Regions from separate parts of the Homo sapiens genome. Here region 1 is linked to region 2. Evidence: chromatin loops called from intact Hi-C (ENCODE). Cell type or tissue: PC-3. All regions are shown on one strand. Each heading gives the region's core, and the rest is flanking DNA. Links, peaks and the distances in the headings are about the cores only. Region 1 holds the start of LOC107984711 (a long non-coding RNA gene). Region 2 overlaps DPF3 (double PHD fingers 3).

Region 1 (12,454 bases), core at 2,604-10,603, 160 kb before region 2:
TGCAGAATGAGTGTAATGTGATTCCATCATTGTAAAAAAAGAACAGAAAACCTCCCTGCATGTGTCAGTGTATATGAAAATGTATACTGGTGTGTGTATGGTTACAAAGGAAAATATATATGGACACACCCTATGTTCTTGTTAATGTTGGAGGAGGAGAGGAAAAGAGAACAGTTGTTCGTAATAAAAACAGCAAGTATGATATGATCCTATCCATGTAAAACTGTGGCGTGTGTGTGTGTGTGTGTGTGCATGTGTGTGTATATAAATGCACTGCAAGAAGTCTACCTCATTTTTACTGGTTAGGATGGTGAGATTTTAAGAGACTTTCATTTTCATGATTGTATCTTTATGTATTGTTCCAATTTTTTTTTTTTTTTTTTGAGACAGAGTCTCAGTCTGTCACCCAGGCTGGAGTGCAGTGGCGCTATTTTGGCTCACCACAAGCTCCTCCTCCTGGGTTCAAGTATTCTCGTGCCTCAGCCTCCGAAGTAGCTGGGACTATAGGCGCATGGCACCACACCCGGCTAATTTTTTATATTTTTAGTAGAGATGGGGTTTTGCCATGTTGGCCAGGCTGGTCTGGAACTCCTGACCTCAGGCAATCCGCCCACCTCAGCCTCCCAAAGTGCTGGAATTACAGGTGTGAGCCACCGCACCCAGCCATATTGTTCCAATTCTTCATAATAGATGTGCATTGTTTTTATGTCCAGGAAAAAGATGAAATTATTTTCACATTGAAAATAAAATGAAAACAGAAACCAAATAAACCTCAAACTCCTAATACCAATAGGCCTCGGTAATGTATACATTCTTATTTATCATTGGCTTGAGGGGGCTCAGCTGGAGAAAGGGATGAAAGAGCATGAACAAAGGGAACGCCTATTGCTCTGAAGTATTACCTCCATTGTGGATTATGGGGCAGTTGGGAAAAGGTTTAAAGTCACACATACATTTGCCACTGCCCATCTCTTTGATGGCTTTACTGTGTAAGCAGAATCATTTGCTGCTTTAGGTAAACTTACTTTTTTTGTTTGTTTGTTTTTTTGAGACAGAGTCTCACCCTGTCACCCAGGCTGGAGTGCAGTGGTGCAATCTCGGCTCACTGCAGCGTCCGCCTCCCAGGCTCAAGCAATTCTCCTGCCTCAGCCTCCCTAGTAGCTGGGATTACAAGCATGAGCCACCACGCCGGGCTAATTTTTGCATTTTTAGTAGAGATGGGGTTTATCATGTTGGCCAGGTTGGTCTCGAACTCCTGACCTCAAGTGACCCGCCCACCTCGACTTCCCAAAGTGTTGGGATTACAGGCATGAGCCATCGTGCTTGGCCTTAGGTAAACTTTTAAAAACTTTTAGTAGAAGTTTGATATTTTGGTATTTGTTTTTTTCCTTGCGGGAGATGCACCATGGTAAACTGGTTTTGAAATTCCCCACCTTCCCCAGAGGGGAATGTCAAAGCGGCAGAAAGGCCAAGAGAGGAAAAAGAACAGTATCAAGGAAAAAGAGGAGCTGGGAGGGGTGGCTCACGCCTGTAATACCAGCAAGTTGGGAGGCTGAGGTGGGAGGATCCCTTGAGTCCGGGAGTTTGAGACCAGCCTGGGCAACATAGTGAGACTTTGTCTCTACAAAAAAATGAACAAAATTAGACAGGTGTGGTGGTGCATCCCAGCTACGTGGGAGACTGAAGTGGGTGGATCACTTGAGCCTGGGAGAATGAGTCTGCAGCCTGGGTGACAGAGTGAGACCCTCTGTCTCAAAAAAAAAAAAAAAAAAATCAAATAAAAGGAGTAGAGGCTTCTCCAACAGTAGGGGCACTGACGGTTGCCTGCTGCTTCAAAGGTATGTGTGGTTTTATTCGACTGAGAAAAAGGTTTCTTCCCTGCTTTTCAGATAGCTAATGAAAATAGCTTTGTGTGATATGACAAACCTGGTGTTGCAAATTTTAGATTTGAGAGTAAAATTCATTTTTGTGTTTTGAACTTGAAAGAAGAGCTATTTGAATCCTTTTGTAGTTCATAAGCGTGATGATTGGGTTTTCACGCGCATGTGTGAGCTTGTTATGATGTTGGCATATTACCCGTCTGACGTGGAAAAAAAAAGTTATTTGGACTGGAGTTTAGAGATTGGCAAACTTGTTGACCTAGTTTTAAGTGGAGGCTGTTAGTTACTCTAAGTTTGCTTCTACAGTCATCCTTTTATTTCCTGCCAGTAAAATGAGGATCCTGAGAGTATGTCTAAGGAGCTGTTGAGAGGCTTACACAGGCTCATTTGGATAAAGCAATTTAGAACAGTGTCTGCACTTGGGAAGCAGTATTCAATGTGACTCTTATTATTATGATGAATCCTTTCTCATTGGTTGGGCTCAGCTGTCTGCTTGAACAGGAAGCACTTTACAAAAAGTTTTTTGGAAATGGTTTATAATGTAATATAGGGTATTGATATAGTTTAAGATTCTGAGATATTGTCTGAATTACTTTGTGTATAATACTTCACCCAATGCTGTGAACTTGAGGGCACTAAATTCTATTTGATGGCAAAATTCAATCAATGGTTACTTATAGTCAACTTATAATGAGATTTAGGGATTTAATAGGATGTGGAAAAAACTTTTGATTTCTTTAAATAAATGTGTTTTACAATAAAATCAGGCACTATGGATTTTCTATTTGGGATAGCACAAATAGAAAGTTTAGCTCCATGGATGTCTAGCAGGTTCCATCAGGAATGCCTTTTTCTTTTTCATTTCTTTCTTTTTTTTTGAGATGAGTTCTCACTGTGTTGCCCAGGCTGGAGTGCATGTCACAATCATAGCTCACTGCAGCCTTGACCTCCTGGGCTCAAGTGATCCTCCTGCCTCAGCCTGCTGAATAGCTGGGATTACAGGTGCACACCACCACACCTGGCTAATTTTTGTGTTTTTTGTGGAGACACAGTTTCGCCATGTTATCCAGGATGGTCTCATACTTCTGAGTTCAAGTGATTATCCTGCCTCGGCCTCCCAAAGTGCTGGGATTACAGATGTGTGCCACCACGACTGGCCAAGAATATCTTTTTCTAAGAACTAATAAAAGGGCCTTTTATGATATCATGTTATGAGGATGAATTAAGAGGTTTTGCTATTGGATTTGAACTATTGTTTCATGTTACGATGTCCCACCACCTATTTAACCTCTTCAGTTCTGCCATCAGAATGTTGGAGTGCCATTACCAACTCTGCATCTCCTCCTCTCTTCCTCCTGGAGTTCTGGGTAAGCTATTTTGACCCACCCACTGGGAGAGCACTCTGGGCGTTGGAAGGTTAGGAGCCCTGAAAAGAAGGCAGGAGAAGAGAAGCCCTCATTCTTCTACATTAGCTGTGAGCCTGCAAAGGAAACCCCCTGCAGGGCTCCCAGATTTTAAAAGCGCCCTGGTGAGTAATGACCTGGTGAGTAATGCTCCTGCAGAGCACATGCGGGGCTCTGCCCTGTCTCCCACCTCTTTCCTTATAGTCCTTACTTAAAATAGAAACCAGTTAAATATGGTAGCCAGCTGGGAGCCTGACTTTCTACTCCTAATGCTCGCCTACCTGCCTCACGTTTAGAATTTTTTTTTTTTTTTTTGCAAAGTGAAAGCAAGTTTATTAAGAAAGTAAAAGAATAAAAGAATGGCTACTCCATAGACAGAGCAGCCCTGAGGGCTGCTGGTTGCCCATTTTTATGGTTATTTCTTGATGATATGCTAAACAAGGGGTTGATTATTCATGCCTCCCCTTTTTAGACCATATAGGGTAACTTCCTGACGTTGCCGTGGCATTTGTACACTGTCATGGCGCTGGTGGGAGTGTAGCAGTGAGGACGACCAGAGGTCACTCTTATCACCATTTTGGTTTTGGCCGACTCCTTTACTGCAGCCTGTTTTATCAGCAAGTTCTTTATGACCTGTATTTTATGCTGACTTCCTATCTCATCCTGTGACTTAGAATACCTTAGCTTACTGAGAATGCAGCCCAGTAGGTTTCAGCCTCATTTTACCCAGCTCCTATTTAATATGGAGTTGCTCTGGTTCACACGCCTCTGACAGCAGGATTTCAAGACCAGCCTGGGCAAGACAGCGAGACCCTGACTCTCTTGGGAGACCAGGTCCTGCTCTAGTGGCTGGTCTGCATGCAAAAGCGCCCCCAGGCTTGGCCCAGCCCCTTGGGATTCACCCCGCTTTTAGAAATGTAGAGTAAGTTCCAGAGTGCTTGGACATCCTTTCCTAAAGGGCTTTGTGTGGGGGACAGATTTGCACCCCTTTTCCAGCAGCACCATGTGCTCTTGATGCATTTAAGGCATCTGCTCTCCATTTATTCTCCTGATCCCAGAAAGAAGATTGGGAATAATTATTTGAGTTTTCAGTCTGTGCTCTGGGTACCTCTTTGCAGAGTGTCTGAGGCATAAATCTGTCTGTGACTTCCGGGACAAATGAATAGTCATTTGAAACATCAGCCATGGGTAGGTGTGGCCTCTGGGGCTTTTCCACAAGGCAGGGCAGGGCTAATCTGTAAAATAACATTTGAGGCCATTCTGCTGGATGTTCAAGTTCAGGTACTTGACCATTCAGGGGACATAGATATAGGCTACAGGTACAACATGGCATTCACAAAGGAAGAAGCAGAAGGTGTTGTAGGTTTCATGAGCAAAGAAAGTAGTGTGGGTTGCAGTTTTGTTACAGGTGTAAGCAACAAAAAGAAAAAAAGATGAAAAAATAAAAGAAACAAAATGAAAGTGGCATGGTGCATGTCTTATATTTGCACAGGGGTTGCACAGGGAATGTCTCTCCAAGTTCTTGCAGCAGGGAGAAGGCAGGTTCCAAAGCATTGCTGGCTACCCCAGCAATCGGGGCACTATGAGCAAACTGGATCAGTGCATACTAAGGCTGTTTTTTTTTTTTTTTTAATTTTTTTCTTCTCATGCCTTGCATTCCTTCTGGGCAAAACTGGAATAGTTCGGGAATTCTTGCTTCATGTGCTGTTGAGTCTACTGAATCTAAGTTTCTGGCAACAAACGAACTAGATGGGCAAACAATTTGAGGTAAGTGTGTGAGGTTAATTTTTTCTTCTGCTCTCAATGAATAACAGATCTGATGCAAAAACAGCTCTGGCTATGGAAGTGGGCATCTTTTTCCCCCCATCTGACTCAGCATAGGTGAGAAATAACTTGAACATGTTTTACTGCTCTAATGGTATGCAGGATCACAGGTCATCTTTTCTTAGAGGAAAGTCTCTGCTCCCCTTGAATTTGCAGATGGACTCACCAAAGCTCAGCAAGGAAAAGAGGAATTATAAAGAGGACTTAATTAATTCATTATTTTTTTTTGAGACACAGTCTCACTCTGTCATCCAAGCTGGAGTGCAGTGGTGCAATCTCCACTCACTGCAACCTCTGCCTTCCAGGTTCAAGCCATTCTCCCACCTCAGTCTCCTGAGTAGCTGGGACTACGGGCATGTGCCACCACACCCGGCTAATTTTTGTATTTTTAGTATAGACAGGGTTTCGCCATGTTGGCCAGGATGGTCTCGAACTCCTGACCTCAGGTGATGCGCCTGCCTTGGCCTCCCAAAGTGCCAAGATTACAGACGTGAGCCATTGCACCTGGCCAAGAGGATTTACTTTTGTTACAACATGTATATTTTGGTTGATCCAGTGGAGTAATTTCTTTAATTTCAGCTAAGTGATCTAGCCATGGTTCTTACTCAACTATATCACTCAGAAAGTATCCTAAGATCTGGCTGGGCATGGTGGCTCACACCTGTAATCCCAGCAGTTTGGGAGGCTGAGGCGGGCGGATCACATGAGGCCAGGAGTTGGAGAGCAGTCTGGGCAAATGGCGAAACCCTGTCTCTACTAAAAATACAAAAATTAGACAGGCGTGATGGCCCCCCTCTAGTCCCAGCTACTCGGAAGCCTGAGATAGGAGAAACACTTGAACCCGGGAGGCGGAGGTTGCAGTGAGCTGAGATCGCACCACTGCACTCCAGCCTGGGTGACTGAGTGAGATTCTGTCTCAAAAAAAAAAAAAAAAAAAAAAGTATCCTAAGATCTGAGCAGTCAAGTTTTTCATTGCTGCATCGGTTTGACAGGTGGTGTATTCTTTACATGTCAATATCCTGATGGGGCATTAATGCAGGACTGTCTGTCATGGACCTAATTGTCATTCACTTTCAACAAACATCTCATGAATACTTACTATGTTCCAGAACTTCTTGACAGAAGAACTCGTTTGTGTCATAGTGGTGCTCCTTCAACCTTTTCCTGCCTTCCAGGTACCCATGTAAATATTGCTGTTTGGCAGTTCCTTCTAGAGCTGGAACCCAACAGGATTTCCCAACTTTATGACTTTCAAAGGGTGGCATCCCTGCTCACTGACACTAGAGGGCGCCCAATTGCCAGTAACAAATTTGGGCACTGGGATTTAGGGCACTGTTTGAAAACTTGTTTTACTCTTCAGCAAAAAACAGTTGCACAACTTCATCCTCCTCCCAATGGGGCATCAAAGAAGGAGACACTCTAATGTGGACTAGACGTTGGTTTGTTTCCATTAAGGCTTGCTTTCCTAAAACCCAGGCTTTTGGACTATCCCTGAGAACAGTGAGTAACTTGTTAGTAATTGCATATCCTGGTTGTTGCATTTAATCCCATCCTGCTGTCATCCACCACATCCCTATCTAATTCCAGAATATCTCAGCATGAAGCTCTCGAAAGGACTGGCTCCTTTCTAAACCTCAAAAGGCTTACAGACAGACCAGTCCGGTTCTCATTTTGCTCTCTGTTTTGTCTAATGCCCCTTTTCCTTGAACACAGGCAAGCCTTATCTCCCATTTTGGTCCAGGACTATCTGGCTACAATGAATTTGTTTGGTCTCATTCTGTTAACTCAGACTCCCTCTAACTCCACCATTCCTTGTCATCTGTTCTTTCCCTTCTTTGTTCCTGTTCAGCATCAACGAGTTCTCAATTTTGCATTTTCTATCTGGGAAGAAGGGAGAAGTATTTCTCAAGTGTTGACTGTGTGTCAGTTACTCTTCTTTATGTCACTTACAGTATCACATGCAGAAGCTGGTATGAATAGCCCCATTTTACAGATGAGTACACTGAGGTTCATGGTCAAGTCACCTGCCAGAGGTTGTGTACCTTGGAAGTAGTCAAGCTGGGATTCAGTTCTAGGGTTTTTGGATTTCTCTTTCTCCACTACCACCCTCCTTCCTTAGACTTTTATACTATTTGATATTGTCATCAGTGCTTCCAGTCATATTCCTTGTTTTTGTTCCTTGGTTTTGTCACATGAAAGTTTATCCAAAATTCATAATTCATGATCAAAACTAGCTAAAGACATTATAAAACTGAAAAAGGACCTCAATTCAGATGGAATTGTCCCTCCTACCCGCACTATATCTCAGAACTTAAAAGAAACCCAAATTTGAGGTAGGAGTAGCTTTGGTCATTAAGTAAAACAGGTTCTCAGTTCAGCCCGCATTGTGAGACTTCATTTGAGGAGTCACTCCAGAGTAGCTAATATACAAGATTTTTTTTTTTTTTTCTGTCTTGCTTTGTAGCTCAGGCTGGAGTACAGTGGTGTAATCATGGCTCACTGCAGCCTTGACCTCTGGACTTAGGCAATCCTCCCACCTCAGCCTTCAGGCTTCATATAAATATAGAAGCACCAAATTGAAAATTGAATCTCTTCTAATAGTCTCCATTTTCTACCTGTTTAACACAGTTCTAAAGGAGAAAATAGCCACAGAAATTTCTGGTATTTATTATGAGTAGAGAATTTTTAAAAATAGCTTAATTGAGATATAATTCATATACCATAAAATTTACCCACTTATAGTGTACAAAGCTGGGCATTATAGTGTACAAAGCTGGTTCCATGGCTTCTATCCATCTCTCCTGCTGTGGTCACTTGAGGTGGGAGGATCCTTTAGCCCAGGAGTCCAGCCTGGGCAACATAGTGAGATACTGTCTCTAAAAACAAACAAACAAACAAAGTACACAGTTCAATAGTGTTTAGTATATCCAGAGATATGTGCAGCCATCACCACAGTCAATTTGAGAACATTTTCATCACCTCGAGAAGAAACCCCATATCGTTCAGCTGTCCCCCTCCTATTCCCACACACTTGCCGTCTCCAGCCCTGAGTAACCACTAATCTCCTTCCTGGCCCTGTGGATTTCCATATTCTGGAATTTCATGAGAATTGAATCATAGAGTGTGCAGTCTTTTGTGACTGGCTTCTTTCACTTAGCACTATGTTTTCATGATTCATCCATGTTGTATTGTAGCATGTAACAGTACTTTTATTTTTTTTTACGGCGAAATAATGTTCTCTTGTATGGATACACCACCTTTGGCTTATCTATTTGTCTGCTGATGGACATTTGGGTTGCTTCCACCTTTTGGATATTGTGAATAATGCTGCCATAAACATTCATGTCCTGTTTCTTTGTGGACATATGTTTTCATTTCTCTTGGAGATATACCTAGGAGTGGAATAGCTGGGTCACATGGTAACTCTATGTTTAGTCATTTGTGGAACTGCTGGACTGCTTCCCAAAACAGCTGGACCATTTTACAATTACACCATCAGCATATTAGGGTTCTGATTTCTCCATTTCTCTGTTCTTAATAACAATTGTTATTTTTGACTTTTTGATTTTAGCCACCTAGTAGGTATGGAGTAGATTTTTTTTTTTTTTGTAAATAGAGAGAGAGTCTCACTATGTTGCTCAGGCTGGTTTTGAACTCCTGGCCTCAAGCCATCCTCCCTGTCTTGGTCTCCCAAACCGTTGGGATTATAGGTGTGAGCCACCTGGCTGGGCCTAGCTTTTTTTTTTTTTTTTTTTTTTTTTTAATGGGGAGGGATTTATATCACTAGATTTAGTAATTTGTGCTTTTACTTATTCTTGCAACTACCAATTATTAACCATCTGCTAGGCCTTGGGCCAGACTCTGGAGATTTAAGGTGTCCTATCTGGCCTCTACACCTTGTGGGATAGGAAAACAGAAAATGAGATGTACTAAAATACAAGTATTTTAATAGAGCTATTCATAAAACTGTGCAAAAACCCAAAGCAGCAAGTGCCTAACTTGAGATATATTTAATCCAAATAAGTGTTAGATTTAAGCTACTGAATGGCTACGATTAAAATGTTTACCATCAGCTTTATCAAAAGCCTTTCTAGAAACATGGTGGCTTTCAGAGTCGCTGTTAATGAGCCCACTTGTGTCTAGAAAATAGCCCTCACTTTCAGAATTGTCATTGAGTTACAACTATTACAATATGGTGACAATACAAATATGTGTCTGTTGTACATGGACACAATAAGTCGTGTTATCCTTTGATTGGTGAGAACAAAGAGCATCTGATGACTTTGGGATTCCAGGTACAGAAAATAAATTTCCTTTGCTGCTTAGGTCTTTAATAGTCCCATTTTATTGGATTTTTCGCCTTTCCCCTTACCAGAACCAATTACTTCCATTTTTTCCCTTCTCTCAGCAGTCCCACCTCGCTGATTTTCCCTGCTCCATTTCCTCTATCTTTATTTACTTCGGGGTTCTCTGGGCTGTGCCTCTGTCCCAGAACCCATTGCTGCATTGGAGAAGTTGTCCTCAGCCTGGCTGCCCTGTTGGCTTAGATGCATTTAAAATGCACAGGGCCCTCTGTGGGCTTTAGGAACATTTGCTCACCTTCTTCTCTTTTCCTCTGGAGTAGCATAAACATGGAGTTGAGGTCCTTTTGCAACTATACAGGCCAGAGTTCATTGCCCGAGGCTGTCTGAGAACAGAAAACACCTGCTTTATTTCAGCAGGCCTCTGTCTCCCTCTTTGCCAGAGTGGGGGACATTTTAGGTTCCGTGGCTTCCATCCATCTCTCCTGCTGCGGTCACCTATTTTTATATGGTGGTGTAAATATCTGCAGGACAACAAGACTTAATATGCCCTCCTGTGCTTGGCTTGTAGACTTCTCCTGGATGATTCCTGACTAATGACAGAGTAGAAGCCTGAGGTCATGTAAATGTTGTGAGTGAGGGAAACAGGTGCCTGGGAGTGTCACCACACTTAAAGCAACACCCTGTAGAAAGCCCTCTTTGGGGGCCTTTGAGGCATCCACCTTTGCAGATGAAAAAAAGCTTCTCTAACCAAGAAATGGCCAAGGGGTGAATTTTCTTTCTTCACATGTATGTATAGTTTTAAGGAATTTTGTTCATGCATGTCTTGGTCACTCCCCATGGTGGTAATAAGGGACAGTGTTTTTCTCCTGTTCCATTCTGTCCCTGTCTGCAGGAGGCCTTGCCAGTTGCTTTGACTTAGGACAGAAGAACTACCAGGATTTCAGATATGGTGTCCATGTGGGTGGGCTGAAGGAGGACTTGGAAAATGTGGACTTGGCAGGTAGAGGAGGGTGGAAGAGAGAGAGGAGAGTTAGCCATCTTAAATAAATAGACCCCATGAGAGCTCTGCAACCAGTGGCTTTATCAGGAAGAAGACCCGAGGCCCACTTGAGATGGTCTGGTGTTAGTGAGGGAGAAGGGGGCTGGGGCTGGTCTTTAGAGTAGACTGTGATTACTCTGTGTGATTTGAGTGGAGAAACCTCCTGTGTAAAAATATTCCATCTGCTGGCTTTCCTGGTGTCTGAGGTTCTAATCAAGCCACTACTTATGCACGTGTGTGTGTGTGTGTGTGTGAGAGAGAGAGAGTGTGTGTGTACTGTGTATCTTATGAAGTCTTAATCCCTTCCTTGTGTAGGTTTTGAGGTGTCCTAGAATTCCCTCTTAAAATGCAACCACCCAGGAGGGAAACTCCTTTAAATCAATTCAGAGCATGTCGTAAAGGAAAGGATGGGGATTAGAAGAAGGGAATTTGGAAGAGGCTCCCACTGAAGGTGAAGTCCTTAGAGGAAGGAAAGCTGGCACTGTTGCGTGGAGGGGGATATTAAGACAATCTCAGCCTCTCACAGCCTCTCAGCCTAGGTTACCCACCATTGCCCCAGGGGATAGATTTATACCAACATTAGGGAAGTGTTGGGGATGGAGGATTAAGGTTTTCTAGTAAGGCAAACCCCTGCTCCATGACAGAAAATCTCAGTGCTTCATTGGCCTCCAGCCCTCAGGCCTTGGCCTTGACTGTGTGTTTCTCCAGTCAAGACCAAGCTGACCAATGTCCATTCCCAGGTGCATCATCCAGGGCCCCTCCTGTGTCCCTCAAACCCACAGCATGCCAGTCACCAAGTCCTGCCGATTCTACTTCCTTAGAAGCCACTGATTCTGCCCTGTATACCTCATCCTGGGCTGCCACAGCCCCTTAACAGGTTCCCAGGCCTGCAGCTCAGCTTTCAATCCATGGTCATGCTGCTGCTGGAATGAACTTGTAAAAAAAGGCAGATGTCTTCATTTTCACTCCTAGCTTAAAATCTTTTGGTGTTGCCTGATGGCCTCCCAGATGAAACACATTTTTTAGCAATAACACCCGCTCCTTGCTTCTGCTTTCTCTGTCTCACTCATCCCTCTGCATAAATTACCTTCCTACCAGAGGGATCTCTTGAAATCACAGTGCCCTCTCCCACTTCCCTGAAGGTGCTGCCATCTCTGTAGGGACACCCTTTCCTCCTCCAGGTCATCCGGGACTTAGCTCAGGCATCAGCTCTTCTAGGAAGACGATCCTGACCTTCTGTGTTCTGGCAGGTGCTCTTCATCCAGCCCCACAGTGCCCTGAGCTCCGTGGCTTCCTGTTTCTGCCTTGTAACTGCCTTCTCCTCCCACCCCATCTCTCAAATATGATCCCTTTAAAGTGGGGTTATGGGGGTTTTCTTAGGTCTTTCTGTACTCCAAGGCCCAGCAGTAGATAATCTACAAATATTTGCTATATGAATTAGCTGTTGCTAGGTTATGGTTTTGGTGTAGAAGGCCTTTCACCCCTTGGCTTATTTCTAAGAGCTCCCCAAGCAAGGCCCAATTTAAATATGACCTTCTCCTTGAAGTCTTTCCCTCGACCAGCGTTAGAAATGCTCAAGAACTACCCCCTCCCTCCACTGACGTTCTTTGATATGTATCACTTCTCCTTCTTCTCCTTTGTTTTGTACAAATCTGTGAAAATCTCAATACCTTGAAACCTTGAAAACCCAAAGGAGTGAATGCATTCAACAAACACTCAAGGATGAACCCTTTGGATTACGGGCACCAGGCCAGGAAAAGAAGACTGGCTGGGCAGGCTGCTGCTTCCTTTTAAGTCACATCAAGTAATTGCTCTACTTGCTCACAGGGTTGGGCCTACTGTCTTTATTCTGTCTCCAGATGGATGGAAATTGCTTTTTGAGAATTGTTTCCACATCTGGTTTATTTTTATTTTGCCACCTGTGCCTAGCGCAATGCCTCCCTTAGAGAAAGCCTCCAGTGACTGAATGAATGAATGAATGAATGAACTAAGTTAGTGAGCAGC
Region 2 (12,454 bases), core at 2,733-10,732:
TGGGATTATAGGCATGAGCCACCATGCCTGGCCTATGCTGATCTAATATTACACTTCTGACTATTTGGCTGTCTTCAGACCTGTGTCTGTGTTGCAGCAAGCCAAGTGATTACCCCAGGCCCTTAGCTTTAAACGCATCTTTGTTTTTGAGGGTGCCAGGCTGGGATGTGACTCAGGGTGGTAGGGACAGTGCTGTTCAGTGGTGCAAGTAGAGTTGACATACTTCCTCCCACTGTCACCACAGCATTGCAGACTGTCAAGCCTGGCTGCCTGGCAAAGGTACCTCACTCCTTCCTTGCAACACTGGTCCCTTAGGCTGACTCTGCTCTGCAAAAGCTCTACCTACAGTTCCAGGGTTACGACTGCTTTGATTGTTCGCTTCAATCCGTATTTCACTTAAATAGAAGTTTTATTTGTTAGGGGTGAGTGGGTGCCAGATTCTTCAATGTGCTCTCTCCCAAGTCTCCAGTGTCCTTATACCAATTTACAGACCCTTGCAAATACTCCAGGGTGATGACAAGGTTGTCCCAACCCCTGCCTTGTTGCAGGTTGTAGGAGATCAGGTTCTCCTAGACAGCATGATGCAATAGAAATATAATGCAAGCCATGTGTGTTGTTTTACTTTGTCTAGTGGTTACATTAAAAAAAGGAAAAAGAAACAGGGGAAATGAATTTCAATAATATATTCCATTTAACCCAACATATCAAAAACATCATTTCAGCATGTCATCGATATAAAATCATTTATGATCTTTTTTGATACTCTTTTTCAATTCCATTGTGTATTTTACACATCCCCACATCTCTTTTTGGACTAGCCACATTTCAAGCACTCAGTAGCCACAGGTGGCTAGTGGTGACCGTATTGATCAGTGTGGTTCTAGACCTACATTCAAAGTGCGGTCCTGGCCTGCAGCGGCAGCATCACCTGGAGCTTGTCAGACGTGCAGAAGCTTGGTCCTTGCTCCAGACCTGCTGCATCAGAACCTGCATTTTATCACGATCCCCTGGAGTGCATCCTCAGAATGCACGATGAAGTGTGAGAAATGCTGGTCTCGAAGACTTACAGGTAGCTAGGCTACATGTCACCCTGACATGACCATAAGTACCAAAAAAGCCTTATGTAATTTTTAAATTAAAAACTTCCAAAATTTATTTGACTTTGAGTAGGTAATACAGTTACATGTACAGTTTTTTTAATTTTATTTTTTAATTTTTGTTTAGAGGGTAGGGTCACGCTCTGTTGCCCAGTCTGGTGTGCAGTAGTTGCAATGAGCTCACTATAGCCTCCAACTCCTGAGCTCAAGCACTCCTTCCACCTTGGCCTCCTCAGTGTGTGGGGACTACAAGTGCATGCCACCATGTCTGGCTAATTTTGTCTTTTCTGTAGAGACAGGGTCTCACTATGCTACCCAGGCTAGTCTTAAACTCCTGGCTTCAGATAATCCTCCTGCCTCGGTCTCCCAGAGTGCTAAGATTACAGGCAGGAGCTACTGTGCCTGGCAGTCACATATTTTGACATTCAAAAGATAAAAGGATATACTGTATCATGAAAAATAAGACCCAGTCTCTCCAAAGGTAATCAGTGGTAGCAGGTTTTTTTTTTTTTTTTTTTTTTTTTTGAGATTCTTTCAAGAGATAATCCATGCATGCACCAGGAATTAAATCTATCTGACTTTCCCTCCTCTTTTTACACAGCACAACCACTTTGGATTTTGCACTTTTCAATTAAAAATGTGCCTTAGATATTGTCCACAGCAAAATATAAAGTTTCTTCATTTCGTTTTTGTAATTACATAATATTCCATTGTATGAATTTGTCTAACCGGGCTGTTCTCAATTTTTGTTTCTAAATTTTCCAATTTAACCAGTGAGTGATGCAATGAATATTTTGCATGTATATATGAGGACGTCTCATATGTAAGTTGTCAATTTAAAGGGTTTTATTATAAGTGCTTGACATGTTTTAAATTATTAGTCTTTATTCTTAACATTTCTATAAAAAGTCTTGGTTAAGAACAATTTATATCAGACTAATTAGGTCTTCTTTTATAGAAGCAAAGACTTTTAGCACTATACGATACCTTAGATATCACTAACTCTGATTCTTTATTTTATTGGAGTCTAGACAGTTTAAGAAACTTGTTCAAAGTCATACAGCAATTTTTGTGGGTCCAGCAGAGAATCTAGGTTGCCTGATTTCCCTGTTCAATACTTTTTCTGCTTCCTCATACTATTGATAGGTATACTAACTTAAAGAAACTTTAGCCAGGCTTCTTCTCTTAAAAACTTTATTTTATGATCATAAAACTAATATATAAATTATTAAAATAACCAAGAGATAGTTGGAATTCCTTTAGTCATAAACATTGGAAGCTCAAGTCAAACTATCTTAAGCAGAAAAAGGAAAGTTGGCTCATGTACCAGTAAATCCCAGGGTTTATCTGGCTTCAGGCATAGCTACATCCAGGTGCTCAAGCATAGTGAGCGTAGTGAGGGCTACATGTCTCTCTTTACCTCTCTCTCTCTTTCTTACTTTTTTTTCTTTTCTTTTCTTTTTTTTTTTTAAACAGGGTCTCACTCTGTCACCCTGGCTGCAGTGGCACGATCACAGCTCACTGCAGCCTCAACTTCCCCAGATGGCAGCAGGCAAATAGCTTGTGTAGAGAAACTCTTGTTTTTAAAACCATCAGATCTTGTGAGACCCATTCACTAGAATGAGAACAGCATGGGAAAGACCCACCTCCATGATTCAGTCATCTCCCACCGGGTCCTTCCCACAACGTGGGAATTAGGGGAGCTACAAGATGAGATTTGCCTGGGGACACAGAGCCAAGCCATATCATTCTGCCCTTGCCCCCTCCCAAATCTCATATCTTCACATTTCAAAACCAATCATGCCTTCCTAACCGTCTTCCAAAGTCTCAACTCGTTTCAGCATTAACTCAGAAGTCCACAGTCCAAAGTCTCATCCAAGACAAGGCAAGTCCTTTTGCTTATGAACCTGTAAAATCAGAAGCAAGTTAGTTACTTCCTAGATACAATGGGGGTACAGGCACTGGGTAAATACAGCCATTCCAAGTGGGAGAGATTGGCCAAAACAAAGGGGCTACAGGCCCCATGCAAGTTCAAAATCCAGCATGGCAGTCAAATCTTAAAACTCCAAAATGATCTCCTTTGACTCCATGTCTCATATCCAGGTCATGCTGATGCAAGAGGTGAGTTCCCATGATCTTGGGCAACTCCACCCCTGTGGCTTTGCAGAGTATAGCCTTTCTCCTGGCTGCTTTCATGGGCTGGCATTGAGTGTCTGCGGCTTTTCCAGGTGCAAGGTGCAAGCCGTCAGTGGATCTACCATTCTGGGATCTGGAAGATGGTGGCCCTCTTCTCACAGCTCCGCTAGGTGGTGCCCCAGGTGGGACTCTGTGTGGGGGCTCCCACCCGACATTTCCCTTTCACACTGCCTAGCAGAGGTTCTCCATGAGGACCTCACCCCTACAGAAAACTTCTGCCTGGGTATCCAGGCATTTCCATACATCTTCTGAAATCTAGGCAGAGGTTTCCAAACTTCAGTTCTTGACTTCTGTGTACTCACAGGCTCAACACCACATGGAATTTGTCAAGGCTTGAGGCTTGCACCCTCTGAAGCCACAGCCTGAGCTCTATGTTGGCCCCTTTCAGCCACAGCTGGAGCAGCTGGGACACAGGACACCAAGTCCCTAGGCTGCACATAACAGAAGGACCCTGAGCCTGGCTCACACAACCATTTCTTTCTCCTAAACCTCCAGGCCTGTGATGGGAGGGGCTGCCGTGAAGACCCTTGACATGCCCTGGAGACATTTTCCCCTTTGTCTTGGGGATTAATATTGGGCTCCTCATTACTTATGCAAATTTCTGTAGCCAGCTTGAATTTCTCCTCAGAAAATGGATTTTTTTTTTCTATTTCATTGTCAGGCTGCAAATTTTCCAAACTGTTATGCTCTGCTTCCCTTATAAAACTGAATGCCTTTAACAGCACCCAAGTCACTTCTTGAATGCTTTGCTGCTTAGAAATTTTTTCCACCAGATACCCTAAATCATCTCTCTCAAGTTCAACATTCCACAAATCTCTAGGGCAGGGGCAAAATGCCCCCATTCTCTTTGGTAAAATGTAACAAGAGTCACCTTTGCTCTAGTTCCCAACAAATTTTTCATCTCCATCTGGGACCACCCTAACCTGGACTTTATTGTCCATATCACTATCAGCATTTGGGGCAAAGTCATTCAACAAGTCTCTAGGAAGTTCCAAACTTTCCCACATTTCGCTGTCTTCTTCTGAGCCGTCCAAACTTTTCCAACCTCTGCCTGTTACCCAGTTGCAAAGTTGCTTCCATATTTTCGGGTATCTTTTCAGCAATGCCCCACTCTACTGGTACCAATTTACTGCATTAGTCTGTTTTCACACTGCTGATAAACACATACTTGAGACTGGGCAATTTACAAAAGAAACTGGTTTATTGGACTTACAGTTCCACATGGCTGGGGAGACAAAGAGGAGCAAGCCACATCTTACATGGATGGCAGGAGTCAAAGAGAGAGCTTGTGCAGAGAAATTCTTGTTTTTAAAACCATCAGATCTCGTGAGACCCATTCACTATCATAAGAACAGCATGGGAAAGACCCTCCCCCATGATTTGATCATCTCCCACTGGGTCCCTCCCACGTGGGAATTATGGGAGCTACAAGATGAGATTTGGATGGGGACACAGAGCCAAACCATATCACCTAGCTATTTTTTTTTTTTTTTTTGTAGAGACGGGGGTCTCACTATGTTGCCCAGCCTGGTTGCAAACTCCTGGCCTCAAGCAATCCTCCTGCCTCGGGCCTCCCAAAATGCTGGGATTATAGGGATCAGCCATCACACCCAGCCAGTCTCTCTGTACCTTTAACACTCTCTTCTCCTCATAGGGTAAGTGAGGGGGCTGCCAGCAGCTCCAGTCTCAGCACATACCACACCCAGCAGAAAGGCAGTCACCCTCAACAGCTGTGGCAGAGAAGACCTAGGAAGGACAGATTAGCTGGCTGGGGTTATTACCCCCCCACAACCAATTGCTGCCACCCAGGGGATGGGACACTCTGGTTAATCATCATCATCATAACCAGAGTCCGAAGAGCATGCTGTAGTTCATGCAGCATTTTCTTTCATGTCAGCTCCTTGGTCCCTACCATAGCCCTGGAAGGTAGAGAGGGAAGGAAGAGGTAAGAGGGTTGTGAGCCCATTTTAGAGGTGAGAGAAATCAGACTGTGGACAGAGCCAAGAAGAATTTGTTGTGCTGCTCATGTATCTGAGGAGCCCATGTTGGTGGGACTGAGGCAGGCAGCTATTTCTTGAGTGTTTGTGCCTTCTGCCTAAAAACATTTACTTTGGGCACACGGGCCTGCCAGTGTTTATGCCTGGCCTGTGGGTGAACGTGGAGCAGCTGAGTTCACAGCCTGCTTTGGCCATGCCCCGTTGTCGGGCCTGCCGTAACATGTGAGGGGAAGGGAAAGGAAGAACCTAGGGCTAGCGGTTTGCCATAGCCAAGTCCCCACCTGCACATGGCGTCTTGTATCTGTGATCATTTGAGAGGCTTCTTCAGCCTCTGCCCAAGCATGAGGCAGAAGTGGCTAGACCAGGTTTCCAGTGGTGAAAGTCCACCCCAGGGATGGGCAGGGTCCCGGGGAAGGACCCCATCTGCAGAGACAGGTGCTGGCCTTTGCAATTATCCGCCCTCGGGGGAAAAGTTGGGTTCCCCCAAGGCAGGCTTATTCCTCCACACCAGCCCCCAGATGCTGAGAAGCAATGAACAGCCGGGGCTGGAATGCGTGACTGTCACATGGCAGAGCACCTTCTCAGAGGAACTTGTTCCCCTCTTTGGGTAAACAGACCTACTACTAGGCCTGCTAAAAACACAGAAACAACCCCCACAAACCCTAGGGCAGATGCTTGTCATTTCCCAATCCTCTTCTGAGTCTGAACAGCCGGGGCTGCACCTGGCTCCCAGAATGTACCACCATGCCAGCCTGCAGCTGCGGGTGGTGAATGAAGAGGCCGTCGGAGTGCCCTGGAGTCAGTGGTAACGAGCCTCAGCCTGGTACCTCCAAGCAGCCAGGGCCCATCTAGAGAATGAGAAACAGCGCAGCCAAAGAAATGTACCCACTGTCTTCCCAGAGGTGATGCAAGTTTGCATTTGAATTTTTTGCACAGGCCAAAATTTCAGAAGAGTGACTTCATCCAGGGCCTTGACTAGCACATATGGTTTTGTTTGTGCAAAAGTGGAGGGTGGTGCCCCCTGGGGGGTGGACGTTTACAAAACGTATGATGCCCTTTCTGGTGGGTTAGTAGAGCACGAGCTAGATCTCAGCCCCTCTTCTGTGCACCTGGTGGGGGTCCCTTTGAGGGCACAACCTGCCCAACTTCCAGAGGCTCTGCCCTCATCATTCATAAAATGCAGTTTCCACTTGAGAGGACTCCTCCCTTTTTTGGGGGTATGTCCTCCCTCAGGAGGGTTAACAGGGCTAACTCGGACAGTATTTTAAAATAACTATCTCTTATTTTTATTCCATTTGATTTGGGCTCAAGGAGAGCTCAGTTTTTTGGCTGATACTTCGCGCGTGACTCAGGATAGAGTCATTGGCCAGAGTCTCTGGAGAATTTGCTGCAAATTCCTAGGAGGTGAGGATCATTAGCTGGGTGGACTGAGGCTGACCTTCCCAAGGAGAGGGGAGCAGGTGAGGGAAACAGAGATGGAGATGGAGGGAGAGGCTCTTTTTTACACATTGCAACGGAATTGGTATGACCTTTTTGAGGTACAATGAATAGTACCTACCAGTATTTAAAACACACATGCTCTTTGACCTAGACATTCTATTGCTAGGAACTTATTCTATAAATGAATATATGCATATAATATATATTGGGTATATATTTTTTATTGTGGCATGGTTTGTAATAACAACAAAGAATGGAAACTTCCAGAAGATCCATTGATGAGGACTAGTTAAATATATAGTACTTGTATATTCTATGAATGGAATATTATTTTGTCCTTTAAAAGAATGAGTAAAAAAAATATGGAGAGATGTTAAAGATATATTGCTAAGTGGCGAAAAAAAACAAATTGCACAACAAAAAGCAAATTGTACAACATTGTATATAATCCTCTGGGCAAAACTTGCTGAAGAACGATAATTTGTCCATCCTGGGTTGCATCTCTTTAAATTTATGGAAACTGGAAGGCTGAGTTATGTTGGAAAGAACCCAACCAACCAACCCACCCACCCATGGTGCCCCTCCACACCCACCCCCTGAGGATGCCTGTCTTTTCCTCATCTTCCCTCCCAGCCTCCTGGTGTGACCTCCCCTTGACAGAGGATGCTCAGGAATCTAGTTTTGCCTAGTACTGTTGAAGCCCACCTGGGTTCTGCCGTCAGCACACCCTGACATGTCCTCATCTCCTCCGGGAAGAGGGAGAATAGTCTGCCTGCTCTTCAAGAGACTGAGGGGCCACTGGCCTGGAGCAGAATTGTCTCAAGGCATGAGTTTCTTTCCACGTCAGACTCTCCTATGGACAGTGAGGAGATGTCACAAAAAATTTATGCCAACATTCAGCTTGTCCCTCCTGTATTCCTTTCTGTCCCTGCCTGAGTCCAGCAGTGATGGGCAGGTTTCAGCAACGAAGTCCAGGGGTAACGAGGGTCAGAGTTTTCTCTGAGCTCAGGTCTGCGGAGCTGTGTCAGGAAACCAGGTCAGGGCAAAGAGTGGGGGGTGCACGTTCAAGAATCTTGAGGGCTGTTGGAGAAGATCTGAGGACAGTGCCACAGAACCATCCTTTTCTGATTCAGTCCCCCGAAGCACTTTGCTCATGTGGGATGAGTGGACCTTTCAGGCTGGAAAGTGGGGAGCTGGGCCTGGGTGACATGGCAAGAACCTGTCTCTACAAAAAATACAAAAATTAGCCAGGTGTGGTGGTGGGCACCTGTAGGGTGACACTACTAGGGAGGCTGAGGTAGGAGGATCAATGAAGTCCGCGAGGTTGTGGCTGCAGTGAGCCATGATTGCACCACTGCCCTCCAGCCTGGGTGACAGAGGGAGGCCCTGGCTCAAAAAAAGTGGGGAGCTGGGTCTTGGCTGACATCGAGTCATTTGTTCCTGGGTGAAATTATTCCCTCCTGGAGTGACTCCCAGTCCTGCTGTCCTCACCCCTTCAGTGTGGTAAATGCACCATCCCTCTTCTGTTTCTTTATTATTTGCTGAAAATAAAAATCTGTCTGCATGGGGATAGGAAGGGCCTGAGATCTGGGAAGAACTCTTTGGAATTTGCAAGTGTTCTCAGTGTCCCTGGACCTATGTGTTTCTCCTGCCAAATGTCACCCCTCTAGTCAGTCTTGAATAAACATCTTGCAACCTCCTACTTGCCTGGGCATCTGAAGGACAACACACACAACATTATTTCTCCCCAGTGACTGACAATTGAGTTCAGTGTTCTCTGCAGCTTGCACTTGGCCACAGAGGCGAATGCAAGGTGTTTCATGATGTAGACATCACAATTCTACAACACAAAGACTTGGGCAGGGGCCTGGTGCCAGCAAGGGGCCTCCCCCGGACCATCTCCCCAGGAAAAGGGCTCTGTCCTTGTGAAGGGGGAGTGGAGCTGGCAGAAGAGAAAGGTGGAGAGTAAATATCCACCAGAAGGCCTGGGAGCACAGCAGATGTTGGGCAAAAGCCAGCTGATTAAAAAAGAGGCCTTTAACTTCACTTTCTTTCTTTTTCTTTTCCTTTTTTTTTTTTTTTTGAATGAAGAAAAGACAAAGGCTGGGAACAAACTTTTACTTGTGTCCCCTTGAAGTAAATGCCCAGATAGTCTGCTTAGATCAATTTAGCATCTTTCAACCCCAGACCTTCGGTCCCCATGGTCTAGGACAGATATTATCTTCATTTTAGAGGTTGGGAAACTGCGGCACAGAATTAGGAAGCTAATTTCCCAGGGGATCCTGGTGATGCCAGGATCCTGGTGATGCTCCCTATGGGGAGCCTGCTGGAGCTGCTGCCATGTTGCTTGAAGGCCCGACACACTCACTTATCCTGGACCCGCAGATGAAAAGGGCTTTACAGTTGACGCTCCTCCTGTACCTGGAATGCACCTGAGGCCTTGTCGATCCCTTCTGCTCCAGGACTCTTGGGGAGCAGGGTGGCTCTTTGCCACCCTTGCCGAATTCCGAGGGTGATGGGAGGGAGGGCAGCCAGGGATAGTGTTCTTTCTCTTGTATTTTTTCTGTTTTTGGCAGTCCTTCAATGACTGGGGATGAACGACCAGGATGATCGCCCCCATCCCATGTCGTTGGGGGAAACTCAGACAAGAGGGCATGCACCCCGAAGACGACAGTGGCTTAAGGTGTCCCAAAGCAGAGAGGGCCACAGGCTGGCCAACAAGCAAGTCGTAGGGACCTGCAGAGGGGTATCTCCCAAAGGGGTGGTCCAGGCGGAGGGACTTGAGTCTGGCCAGCTCGAGCAGGGGTGGTGAGGCCTACTTCACCCACCCAGGGTGCTGTCCCTGCTGCGCTGAACTGCCAGAACTCTACAGATGGGAGCAGGCTGCGGCCAACTTCCCCAGCTTTTGAAAATCCTGCATCTTAATTAGTTCCCTACTGCTTTTGTACATGGCCCACATTTTAATAGTCTCCAGGCTTCTCCACCATTTGCTCTCTGATGTTCGGTGCGATTTCTCTTCTCCTCAAGACAGTGCCCCTGGCTCCTGCGACACCCTCCCAATCCGGGAACAACTTAAGGAACGCCGAGGTGCCAAGCATGTAACCTGAGATTGATGAGCCTGTCAGCGGCTCCTTCTGCCCCCAGCCTTCCCCCTCTGCCGTGTGCTCTTCAGATGGATGAGCCAGGCGGGGGTGGGCAAGAACGGGGAGATGGAGGAAGGGACCCGCGGAGCCTCGAGCCAGGTGTGAGCCAATGGACAACGCGACCTTCTCCCGGCCTGCAGAGGAGTCTGGCTGTGTCCTTCCGAGGGGGAAGGACGCTCCGGCTCCCACCCCCATCTGTCAGTGCTTATCTGTCTCTGGGCGGTGGGGGTTGCCTGAGCTTGGTACGGCTGGGAGAATGGATGCCTTCAAGTGCATCAGGGGGAAATGACCAGTCATTTATCTCTTTCCTGCAGTGTCAGAGCCTGCAGCCATCCATCTGGAGGCCTGCACCGGCAGCTTCGTCAGCTCTGGTTGGCCTCATGAGAAGGGGAGCTGGAGCGAGGTGGGCAGGGCGTGCAGCCCCCACTCAGGCTGTGGCTATTACGTGCTGGAAGGGACCTGCTCCTTTTGCCTTCCTGTCCGTCTCAGGAAAGGAGCAGGGACTGGGGGACGAAGTCTGTGTGACTTCAGCTCTGCTCGTGTTCCCCAGCTCTGCTGGTGTTCTGCAGGGCTCTGGGAGCTTGGGCTGGCCGAGGAGGTGGGCTGGCAGCAGGCAGTGGGCAGGACAGTGGCACGGCTGCTGCTGAGTGTCCACGGTCATGTTTTGCAGTGGGACCTGGCAGAGCCACGTGTAGAGCATGAGTTGTGAGTCTGAGGGATCACCCAGTTATGCCATTGCCTGCTCACCTGTACCTCTGCCCACTGGGAGGTGGACAACTTGACGGCGAGGGCCCATCTGTTTCTTCATCTGTATCCCTAGCACCCAGCATGAGGCTTGGCACATAGTACATGGGCAGTAAAGATTTCTAAAGGGATGAGGGAAAGAGACATGTCTGGTGTTTGATCTTAACCTTGGAGAACATGACTTAGCTCTCATCATCTCTGCTTCACAGATGAGGGAGGCTCCGCCAGAGAGGAGAGGCCTGGGGTGGCTGAGCTTGGCTTCCCTTGTGGTTCCCAGCCTGGCCTGGGGGGCCCAAGTGTTGCCATCTTGGCTGTTTGGTTTTGGGTTGTAGGGGCCTTCCCTGTCCAAATATCCTTGCTCTGCAGGAGGACAGGCACCAAACAGGGATCACAGGCCTAGGTTCAAGTCTAGATCCCTCCAGCCACTGGCTGTGTGATTTTGGACAATTTCCTAACCACTCCTGCCTCAGTCCTTCATCTGTGAGATGTGGGTCATGGTGATTTTGCGGGGTTATTCTGAGAGGCGTGTGGGATGGAGGGTGGAGGACTTGGCAAGTGTGAGGAGGCACTGTGATTCTACCTCCACACTGCACTGCTGGGTGGGTCTCTGCAACACAGTTCCCGTCCCCAACACCGAAAATGAATTTGCTGCAGACAGCTCACTGCCCCGCTGGAAAAGTGTGTGCCATCTGGCCCAGAATGGCAACTCATTCTGCCTTAGAGTCTATTCATTTTATTTTATTTATTTATTTATTTTTAGAGACGGGCCTTGCTGTGTTCCTTAGGCTATATTTGAACTCCTGTGTTCACGTGATCCTCCTCCTGCCTCAGCCTCCTGAGTAGCTGGGAATTCAGGCATGCGCCACCATGCCCAGCTCTGTCTTATAGCCTTTTAAAAGGCCCCAGTCTATAGATGACCTAGAACTTGGCCGTGGGACCCACCTTTACCAGAACCACAGCTTGCAGGACCTCACTCCTATGTCCCAGAACTCAGCCCCGAGGCACCCATGGCCCAGGGCACAGAGATGAACTGGGAAGGCCTCCTCTCTGCTTTTACTACACCTGTTAAACCATGGTATGCCAGGCCAGGCCCATGTGGCTAGATCTTTTTCCCTGCCCTTGGCCTGGGCTGGTCCACTTTCTTCTTGAAGAGCCATTCCTCCGTGGACTCACCCTGGTGTGGCTTCACACCTTTGCCCACTTTGCATTGACACCAGCCTCTCCACTTGGCCTCCATCCTGGTTCACTGGTGGGGAAGCCCCCTGCTCAGGGCACTGCTCCCCAGTGCTTACTGCCCCCAGGACACATCTGAGAACCACAATATTAGTACCATGAGGACAGAGCTCTGTCCATATCGTGCATAGCTCCCTCCCCAAGCACCAAACTCATTAAGAGACGACATACATTTTGCAGTAACTCCTCACTGGTCACCCCACATCTGCTCCGACCCCCTTCACTTATTCTCAGAGTGATTCTGTTAACATGTAGGCATCATTATATCATGCTTTGCTCAACACCTCCAGCGGCTTGCCATTGCATTTGGGGTGGACGCCAACATTCTTGCAGGTGCCTACATGGCCTTCAATGCCCCTGTAGCTCCCCAAGCTGGTCTCCTACCATCCCCCTGGCTCACCGTGCTCCAGGCAGATGGGCCGGCTTCAGAGCTTTTGTGCTGAAGGCCCCTTTGCCTGGAACGTCTTTGCCTGGATGTCAGCGTAGCCCCCTCCCTCTCTTCCTTCAGGCTTGCACTTTCCTGGCCACATTTAAAAGTGTAACCCCCCTCCCATCACCCTGACACTCCAACTTCTCCTCCTTGGCTCTGTTTTTCCTCCAAAGC

Evidence for each region. Peaks named below come from ENCODE experiments on the same cell type or tissue, not always from the same donor. Only the 100,000 strongest peaks of a DNase experiment are listed, where the experiment ranks them.
Region 1: a loop joins it to region 2, with 2.9 times the contacts of the local background. A loop is called at or near these places in 22 of 110 quality-filtered maps.

What each region holds. Positions count from the first base shown.
Region 1 is chr14:72,899,069-72,911,522 of GRCh38, reverse strand. It overlaps LOC107984711 (a long non-coding RNA gene), which reads left to right and starts at 3,181. Exons shown (of 3, transcript XR_001750998.1): 1 at 3,181-3,423; 2 at 4,965-5,050. It also overlaps the pseudogene LOC124903429. In PC-3, for the core only: CTCF peaks have their summits at 6,186 and 6,391 (motif pointing right); DNase peaks (open chromatin) are centred at 3,422 and 6,412.
Region 2 is chr14:72,739,960-72,752,413 of GRCh38, reverse strand. The region is part of intron 3 of DPF3 (double PHD fingers 3); the gene reads left to right. Among named protein-coding and RNA genes, the nearest start is that of DPF3, 150 kb to the left of the region's middle. RefSeq lists an enhancer at 9,375-10,332. In PC-3, for the core only: a CTCF peak has its summit at 6,335 (motif pointing left); DNase peaks (open chromatin) are centred at 6,283 and 6,673; H3K27ac peaks cover 858 bases.